Linked DNA regions of Homo sapiens: regions 2 and 3 are each linked to region 1. A link is a contact called in ENCODE Hi-C or POLR2A ChIA-PET data. All regions are on one chromosome and are shown on one strand. The core of a region is the stretch at or near the end of the contact, and the rest is flanking DNA. Distances in the headings are between cores, read along the strand shown.

Region 1 (3,018 bases), core at 146-2,645:
AGGTATCTCCCTTGGCCAGATTTTACCTAATGAAGATTCTGCAGCAGTGAGAACTTGCCTAGAGTCACATCGTCAAAGGTGGAGCTAGAATCTGTAAGCAACCTGGCTCTCTACTCTTTACCACTGCTGCATGTTACTGCATGGTGCCTCTCATTTATGTGGTGAATTTCAAAAGTACTATTTTGTATGTTTCCCTTACTAGACAGTTCCCTCGCAGCAGGGGATACTACTTCATCTCTGTTCCCTGACTGGCAGTTTCTAACCCATGTTACACGCTCTATAATTGTTTACGGAATGAATGAAAGCATAAATGAACACACAAGCTACCCAAAGATTTTTACATGAATGTCCCAACTGGTTAAATCATTTTTATCTTTCAGATTTAAACTTTTATAAAAAACAAAACCAAAACACCAAACCTGTCTTCAAAAATCTAGTAATTCAAAAAAATTCTTTTGAAGTGAAAAAACATGATTTCTGATAAACGATTTAATTAAATGGAAATGTACCCTATTCTTACAATTTCTACATCCTGGTTTTTAAAGCTTTATTCGACGTTAGGAAATATTAAGCAAAAAGCTCCAAAACCAGTAACTGACTCGCTTCATTACATACACATGCAATAATATTAAGCTATCTCCGATTTAAAAAACGCAAATAATAGTGCCATTTTCGTAGACATCGAGAATTATAAAACAATCAATCATGCCAGAGAGAAACAGACACCTTCACTTACAAAAACTGACGCTAACGAGTAACACCCTCCGGAGCAATACCTGGCCCAGGGTCAGCAGGAGGTAGTCTTCTCGAATAAATGTGACAAATACTTTGGTCAGGGCATGACTAATTTGCCACATAATGCCAATAGGTTGACTCTGAGAAACTACCATCCCCGGGCAGAAGGGGCGGGTGTAGGAGAGATTTAAAAACGAGGCCCCTCCCAGGCCGCCTCAAAATCTAGGGCCCAAGATTCTTCTCCTCAGAGCTCCTCACCGTGTCTAGACTAGGGGCAAGCGACCATTTCTCAGGTAGAGGATGACGCACAAACGAAAAACTGGCCATCCAACATGAAGGACGAGGAAGCGCACGAAATCAGAGCGCACAGCTGAGTGAGGAATCCCCCTTCTCCTAACCGATTCCTCTCCCGAGAAATCGCGAGATTTCTCGCCTTCACGGGATCTCAGGCCGAAACCTCGCGGCCTCTCAGACGAGGGTGGGTTAGCGGGGGCAGCTCCCAACCCCCGTCCTGGACCCACAAATCACCTCGACCCCTGGCCCACCCCGGCCGTCACCGAGAACGGTCCCCTAGGGTGCCTAGGGACTTCCGGAGCCCGACCGGATCCGGAAGCTTCTGAGAGCGAGGGGGTGGGGCCGAAAATCAAAAAAAGCGCGGCGAAAGCTAAAGGCCGGCGCACGCTGGGCGGTGGTGGTCCCTAAGCCGGGCCGCGGCCGGTGCAATGGACTCCACTGCCTGCTTGAAGTCCTTGCTCCTGACTGTCAGTCAGTACAAAGCCGTGAAGTCAGAGGCGAACGCCACTCAGCTTTTGCGGCACTTGGAGGTGAGAGGCTCTGGGGTAGAGGACAGATGGGGCTTCCCCTAGCAATTCTTATTTCACAGTGAGGCCGAGGAGTGGCGGCCCCAGCCTGGGAAAGAAAGGACAGTCCTTCGATCCCTCTGTTGTCTTTTCGTACTGGTAAAGGCTAGTGAGTGTCGGGGTTCCGCTGGCCGCAGCGAGAGGCAAGAGCGCTCACTGAAGGCTCTAGGAAAAGCGGGAGTGGGGCAAAAGGTTGGGAAGTTCAGGTTGTTTCGAGTAGGTAACGGAAAAAGCTCGGAACTTTATCTTTTCCTTTGCTTCTAGTTTTGGTTTTTCTACGAAACCAAGCCCTCAATACACAACTATTCTCAGTGACGGAAAGTCATGATTAAAACTTGGTTTTGCCCTTCGGTAATCTATAATTGAATTTGTTGCTTACTGCTCTTACTTGAACTCGGGTTGAACTCAAACTTGAAAAACATTATTTCAACATTAAGAAGCACTTCCCCTTCCTAGTAAGCGTAATCCTTTTTCTTTACCAAAATACATTGCTTACAGTTTTTTAATCTTAGAATGCTGAATTGCCTTTTTTTCTATTCTAGTGATATGTGTCCAGACGATTCCGTTTGTTTTAGGATCTTAATCTTCTGCTTTCATTTGTTTTGCATTTACGGAATTCAAACTAACATTGACCTCAGTTTAATTTTTTTAAAGCTCAATTAAGGCTTATTTTAACTCTCTGTGTCACAGCTTTCCTCTGTTAAGGTAGAATTGAACATAATTTTAAAATATATTGTATTATATTAACCCTATGATAAAAGACTAATGTGCCAAAAATTTGTAAAATATTACAGGAAAAAAATGATTTCCAGTAGTAGAGCAACAGCAGCTGTTAGTGAAGCTGCTGTTGTATTAAATGTGTCTGTCTTATCTTGAGCTTCACTGGTGCTCCTCTTTTCCCTACTTCAAGTGCCCATCTCCTAAGTACATTTGTTTTCTCTTTTTCATTCTTTATTTTAAGAAGTGCCTGCAAACCTAATAATTAAGGTGTTAGCTGTTAAATGCTTAAGGCTTTGCTTCTGAATTAGCATAGGCTCCAGAAGCCGCAGAATAAGCAGGGCAGTCCGTTTAATTTAAAAATCGGGAGTTAAGCATTTTGTATGCTATTCTGAAGCATTACCTTTCTTTGAATAAACAGGAAGGTTGTGCACTGAAAGAGATTTAAGGCACAGGGGCTTACACCTGTAATCCCAGCACTTTGGGAGGCCGAGGCGAGCGGATCACCTGAGGTCGGGAGTTTGAGACCAGCCTGACCAACATGCGAAACCCCGTCTCTACTAAAAATACAAAAATTACCTGGGCGTGGCGTCTCTCTGTTGTCCCAGCTACTCGGGAGGCTGAGGCTGGAGAATCGCTTGAACTCGGGAGGCTGAGGTTGCATAAGTAGAGATCGCTCCACTGCACTCCAACATGGGTGACAGAG
Region 2 (3,019 bases), core at 27-2,526, 6.9 Mb after region 1:
GGGTGCATTTGGTCTTCTGCTCTCACTGCCCGACCCCATGGGGGAAAGAGGTGCATCTCCATTTTTAAATTCCTCCTTTGAGCTATAGTGGCAAACTCAGCAACTAAGTAGATCCCAAGCCTGGTAGTTTCTTTTTTCTTCTGGGCCTTGAGAGCTCATGTCCCCGCACCTGGAATCTTTCAAGGATGTCCGGGCCATCCGGGAATTACTGCGTGTGCACACACACAAAAACACGCCCCTAACACCAGAGGCTGGCTGTATGATTCTGTTTTCGAGCCTACTGTATTCACCTGTCTGCCCGTCAGCTACTTCTAGGAGCGTCAAAGGGCCTCACCCAGAGACTACAGACCCTCCGGTGGAGAAGTGTACTAGGCCGTGTCTGCAGCTGGAGCCCTCGGCCTGAAATGTTCTGGCTTTAGCAAAGCGGCGACAGTGTCCAACCCCAGTCCCCGAGGAGGGATGTCAGCCCTGGGCCCCTGTGAGCGCTGCAGATTCGTCCCAGGAAAGGGTGACCGGGGTCGCTGCTCCGGGATTACCAGCTAAATACCTGTATTAGCATCCTCAGCACGCACTGGGAGACGCAGCTCAAGTCCGCTCCCCTTCTTGCACCCTCATATATATTTGGTGCAAAATGGAGAACCTTTTCCCCTACGTTTGTGTAAAAATATATGTAAATAAAGCCTTAAAATAGTGTTACCGACCCCCTTTTCCACTCGCAATAACATTGACTATAAATGCTGATAATTCCAAAAGAATCTCGACTCTTCCTTGAGTAGTCTGGAGCTAGCAGGTGCAAGTTTAGAAACAATAACTCATCACTGAGGGAGGCACTGAAAATTTTATAACTGTTAACTGGAATCTAAATTTCCATGTAAATGGGCTGTCTCTGGTCCCGTGTCAAGAGACTAATATTTTTCCAGAAGCCTGAAAATATGCTTTTATGATGTTGGGAGTCTCAAACGTAAAAACGGACTCCTAACCCTCTGGATGTTTCGGCTGAACTCTCAACTGTCCACCAGCTCCCCCTACACGTGGCTCCTTAGAAAGCGTGGAAAAGGGAAAAATGAAAAGAGAAACTGCCAGGACTTAAGATGTCTGCTTAAAGACTCCCTCGAACTGCAGTGAAGGGTCCTACCCGCTTCCAAAATGTCCACCCGCATTCCTGACGTCACTGGATCGGCTCCATCAAGCCAGAAAACGAGAGTGCGCTCCAATCAGGGCTCAGTCCCCGCCCTTGCCTTGCGTCACTTCCGGTGGTGCAGCAGCCATTTTGTCAGTCGCCAGCGGATCCCGCGCGCTGGAGAAGTGCAGTTCCCCCTGGTTACCAACTCGCCCGCTTTTCCTTCGGACTAAGGGAGCCGTCGAAGAGCGCTCGCCAAAGGCGCAGCCGTTTCTCCCTACGGTGCCGCCGCTCCTCCTGCAGCCGCCCGTAGGTAGCGGGCCGTTTTCCTCACCTGTCCCTGACAGGCGCCCTCAGGGAGCCGCGGTCCGCGATGTCAAGCGAGGAAAGCTACCGGGCCATCCTGCGTTACCTGACGAACGAGCGCGAGCCGTATGCGCCGGGCACCGAGGGCAATGTCAAGCGTAAAATCCGAAAAGCTGCCGCCTGCTACGTGGTGCGCGGCGGGACTCTGTATTACCAGCGGCGGCAGCGGCACCGCAAGACCTTCGCGGAGCTGGAGGTGGTGCTGCAGCCGGAGCGACGCCGGGACCTCATCGAGGCGGCGCACCTGGGTCCCGGCGGCACTCACCACACCCGGCATCAGACCTGGCACTACTTGTCCAAGACGTACTGGTGGCGAGGTGAGACCTAGCCCGCGGCGAGGGGGCGGGCTGGCGACTCGTTGCCTGGGCAAGGCTCGCTGGCGAGGCCTATGCGTACCCACGAGTCGGAGGGTCTCGGACGCCTCTGGGCGGCGGAGCTGCTGCCAGGCGGAGCCGAGAGGGTGGGGGACGCGAAAGGAGCCGCACTTCCCACAGGAAGGAGGCCGGCGAAGCTGGGGGCGGGCCCTGGCCCTGGGTGGGACCAAGGGGGCTTCCCCGGAGGCCGGGCCAGCCGCGGGGAGGGGCCGGACGCCTGGGCTGCGCCAGGTCCGCCTCCTTGGGCGGCCCCTTGAGGCTGTAGGCCCCGGCCCTCTGGAGGTGGCGTGTGGCTCGCGGCAGTGGAGGCTGCGGGGTGCACGTTTTCGACTGTGCTGACGTTTGGAAGGGGGGACGAGTCACCCGAAGCCGGGTCTCCCGTTTCTTTAGTGCTGCGCTTGGGTTTTGGCGAGCGAGTATGAGCTGCTCTGGACACATTCGCTAGTGTTCCTCAAATTTTGCCGCTGCTGCGTAAATAAGGAATAATACAATTATTTGCAGAAGTGATAAGGAGTGATTGAGAAATCGCCTTGAGCGTTTTTTTTTAAGAACAAGAAGTAAATGTAAAAGATATCAGTTACTGTTTTTGTTGTTTGGTTTTGCGGGGGCGGGGTGTTTGAGTAGACACGGGTCTCGCCTCGTTCCCCAAGCTGGTCTCCATCTGGCCTCAAGCCATCCTCCCGCCTCGGCCTCCCAAAGTGTTGGGATTTCAGGCATGAGCCACGGCGCCCAGCTTGATATTCGTAACTCTGAATGTTTTAATAATCTTTCCCCTAATGATGTGAAAAACGCGTTTGGGAACTGTGTAGCATTGTATATACGCAGAAAAGGTACGATTACTGTGACTTTTTGATTGTCAAAAAATACAGCTCTGAAGTTACTTGACTCCTTGGGAACCAGTTGTAAGGGAGGATAGCAAGTGTCCTTGGCTTCTTAACCATCTTCACTCTCCACAGTTAATGAATATTCAAACTGTCAGAATTAGTTAATAGTTTATAGTCCCATTTAAGAAATTTTGTTAGGAACAGTGCTGTCACTCTCCAATATGGCTACAGAAAAGTTATTTCATTCAAATCTTGGTTACTTCGTCTGTGAATAACGAAATTACTGAATAGTTTCTAAAGTTCTTTTCGGTTTATAAACATCATCAAGTTTATTC
Region 3 (3,308 bases), core at 567-3,066, 7.1 Mb before region 1:
CACATTCAATGATGAAATATACTGGCCCACAACACTCAGACTAAACACACCCGTTCTGAGAAATCTACAGTTCTTTTTGAATATCTCTTTAAATGAAAAGTTTCAGACAGTTTCAGAGGTGCCTCTATTATAAAATTCAGAGAAATAATCAGCAGCAAGAAGGCCAGGCCTGACATATCCCAACCTGACTCCAACTTTATGAAAGTCTCTTCACTTCTCTGGATCTGTTTCTTTGTCTGTACATTAAGGGAGTTGACTAGGAGATTTAAGACAAACATTCAAAGTGTAAGTTTGAATTGTGTGCAAATGTATATATGTTCTGTTTCCCTATTTCTCTAGAAAAGAAACATCTAAGAAGTTATCTGTGATCTTATTCTAGTATCTGGAATGGTATTTATAGGTATATAATTATAGGTACATAATTACTGGGAATTTTGGAATATGTATACAACATGAGGATCTCCAAACTGAGAGAGCACCAAACTTCTCCGCTGGCCAGCCTCCCATGTGGCAATACCCTTGACTCTGTACAGTTAAGGATGACTTGACCTGCATGCCTCTATGAACTGTTAAATAAACCACCTCAACAGGAAAGCAGACACCATCCTTTAGGCATCTAATTCCTACCCTCTCAGAATGCAGTAACAAACCCTTCATGATTCAGCAAAAAGCTAAACATTCCCCCAAAGCCTCTGCGATGAAAAAAGTGAAAGATTCTAAAGAAATGTCTCCCTTCACAAGTTTTAAAGCCAAGTTTTTAGCTGTGTTGAAAATCTGAATGGAACTCACTGTCCTAGTTGCGGGGGAGGGGGCTGCTAAAAATAAATAAATAAGATACGCGAATCACTGTTATCCTCTACCACAGTTGGCTTCAACCTATTTAAAAAGAAAAAGAGGTCAGAAAACAGAGAGGGAAGGTTCTAACCCTCATGAGCTTCCTACACTCATCACTGGCAGATGCAGTATTGTCTCTCTACAGCTCGTCTACCCTCGTGGGTCTCTTCAGTCATCAGCTTTTAGGGATGGGGACCCATTCTGACCCTAAGAAGCTTGCTGCCTGACACCTTGCCCCTCTTCCCTTTTCTCTCTCTCTAATATTTTATTTTAATTTTTCGCTCTCCTTTCATGTGGACCTGAAGCCACTTACAGCCTGTGACAAAGCCCATCACATCGTAGTGTTTAATGTTCATTCACATTATTGAATGAATGAACAAATGCATGCTGGTGCCATGTGTTTCCAAGCGAAGAGGAAATCTCACACCAAGTCTAAATTTGGCCACGTCTACAATCATCTCACTTCTTTCCACCTGCTTCGTTTACCCTCCCCCCCGAAAAAGAAACTTGTGTGCAATTGTCTATAGAACCTGCATTTCATAGTGAGAAATGGAAAGTTCAAATGAAAAAGCCTAGAAAACTTTTTAAAAATAGTAATAATCATGAAAGGCCATTGTTTTCCAAATGGGGTCTCTGGCCTTCACTCCTCAGCTGTTTGTTCCTTCCTGTGCTGTCTTCTAAAGACAGAGCATTGCTGTTTAGTTTCCAAAGGTCCGCTTTTGCTGACAAAGAAACCTTCCTGCCGGCCGCTCTTCCACTCCCCTGGCCCTGTTAGAGAAAGAGGCGCAAACAGCCCGAAGAATGCTAAAGTGCTTTTTGCCGCCTCCAAGCAAGGAAAAAGTGGGCGGTACAAGAAGGTTACTTCCAATTGACCCAGCTTTCTCTCCTCTTCCCCACCCGCTGCTTAACCTTGGCTGACCCAGGGCTGCTCAGTCCCCGGAAGCAGGCTGCGGTTGCTGCTGCGGGTGGGAGCTGAAGGCGAGCGGGCCAAGAAGGGCGAAGGAGAGAGCCCGGCGCATCGCCCCTGGGTGCCCTCCTCCCGCGGAGAGACCTGGGGCCCTGGGCTGACGCTTTTGTTCTCCAAGCCCCTGAAAGAAGCAATTATCTCCCAAACAAGAGATTGTGGAGATTCGTTAAAAATGAAAGCGAACTCCCGGGTGTTCGGGGAGCAAGAGGCCTCCCCGGAGGTCTGCGGAGTTGGAGGAGGAGCCCCGCGGACCCCAAGCGCCGTGTCGCTGCCTCTGGGGGGCTCTCCGTGCAGCGGGCGGAGGCCGCGCCACGCCCTGCGGTCCCCAGGGTCTCAGCGGCTGAGGCCACGCCCGCAGCACGGCCGCGAGCCCGCGCGGGTGGGGGCGCAGAGAGCCGGTGACTGACGGCAGCCGGGGAGAAACAAAGAGATGAGATCACACTGCAGAGCCGCCGAGGGAACGCCTAAAGAAGGCAGAAAATGAGACGCGAAAAGGGCCTCATGGAGTCAGAACGCAGAAGGTGGGGTAGGAAGGCCAAGGCAGAGAAACGAAGCCCTGACTTGGAGAAGGGAAACCAGGCAGTTTGTAAGCCCAAGAGTAAGAAGCAAAGTGGGGAGAAGGAAGACAAGCCAGAACCAGCCCTACTTAGGAAAAAAAAACCAAAAAAGTTTGCTTCAACCCTCTCCTCTCCTCTGCTGCCCGTCACGTTGTTCTCTAAACTCTGATGATTTGTGTCAGTTCTTTACATCGTATTTTGTTTTGTTTGAGTCTGGGGTCTAAGGATGGGCTTCAGAGTATCCCTGAAGTAGTGTGCAGTATGTTTGGTTTATATGATTATTTCAGTGTTGAATGCTCATAGCTTTTTTATATGTCTAAGGTATGTAATACCCCGAAGAAGGTTAACTGTTTCTAGGCCGCACCATTGTGGAAAAGAAAAAACAAATAGAAAACAGCTAACATGGAAATGTTACCAGGGATGAGGAATTTAGTAATACCTTGTCTCTTTGGTTAATCAGATTAATACCAGTCATCTAATCAAAATAAACATTTTTGGCTGGGTACGGCGGCTCACGTCTGTAATCCCAGAACTTTGGGAGGCAGAGGTGGGGAGGATTGCTTGAGCTCAGGAGTTCGAGGCTAGCCTGGACAACATAAGGCAATTGTGTCTACAAAATATATTATTTCATATATTATTAATATATGTTACATTGGTTTTGCCTGGGGCTCCTTGAGGCAAGTCACCAAAGGAGCAAGGCCAAATCTCATCACATAAGATTATTAACTAGAAAAGACTAATTTGTTCTAGGGCCATACTTGTACCTGATAGCTTCTCACCCAACTGTAAGTTGATTAAGGGCAGTGACCTTATCTGGTTTGTCATTTTAACAGCAGCTCCTAGCATAGTCCGTGGGACTTAGCAGGTACTGAAAAAATATTTGCGAAAGAAATTAATGAATTAACAAGTGAAAGATAGTCTTCTCCCCATCTCCCCATAAACTGATCAAT

The links. A loop is a pair of places that touch in the nucleus more often than their neighbours do. ChIA-PET counts read pairs that join two places held with the same protein, here RNA polymerase II (POLR2A). Pooled maps may share reads with other maps.
Region 2: a pooled map shows a loop between it and region 1 (25-fold over the local background). The contact joins the promoter of ZBTB11 here to the promoter of CIP2A in region 1. A Hi-C loop is called at or near these places in 7 of 50 pooled maps.
Region 3: a loop to region 1 is called in a map with no recorded cell type, with 9 times the contacts of the local background. The contact joins the enhancer-like site here to the promoter of CIP2A in region 1. A Hi-C loop is called at or near these places in 1 of 37 single-sample maps with no recorded cell type and 5 of 50 pooled maps. POLR2A ChIA-PET finds 5 or more read pairs at or near these places in 1 of 52 experiments (B cell).

What each region holds. Positions count from the first base shown.
Region 1 is chr3:108,587,815-108,590,832 of GRCh38, reverse strand. CIP2A (cellular inhibitor of PP2A) reads left to right here and starts at 1,395. Exons shown (of 21, transcript NM_020890.3): 1 at 1,395-1,559. The coding sequence starts at 1,458. DZIP3 (DAZ interacting zinc finger protein 3) reads right to left here and starts at 1,111. Exons shown (of 33, transcript NM_014648.4): 1 at 994-1,111. RefSeq lists an enhancer at 917-1,196.
Region 2 is chr3:101,675,389-101,678,407 of GRCh38, reverse strand. It overlaps ZBTB11 (zinc finger and BTB domain containing 11), which reads left to right and starts at 1,276. Exons shown (of 11, transcript NM_014415.4): 1 at 1,276-1,803. The coding sequence starts at 1,494. LOC124906262 (endogenous retrovirus group K member 5 Gag polyprotein) reads right to left here and starts at 1,963. Exons shown (of 3, transcript XM_047449415.1): 1 at 170-1,963. ZBTB11-AS1 (ZBTB11 antisense RNA 1) reads right to left here and starts at 1,978. Exons shown (of 1, transcript NR_024407.1): 1 at 1-1,978. RefSeq lists an enhancer at 1,584-2,138 and a silencer at 1,855-2,224.
Region 3 is chr3:115,657,404-115,660,711 of GRCh38, reverse strand. All of the region lies in intron 1 of GAP43 (growth associated protein 43), which reads right to left. Among named protein-coding and RNA genes, the nearest start is that of GAP43, 36 kb to the right of the region's middle. RefSeq lists silencers at 1,776-1,845, 2,026-2,255 and enhancers at 1,177-2,048, 2,049-2,921. Within about 2 kb of position 1,816, at least 35 of the 41 ENCODE cell types and tissues checked have a DNase peak (open chromatin) inside an H3K27ac peak, as active enhancers do; they include B cell, where a contact is called at or near this core.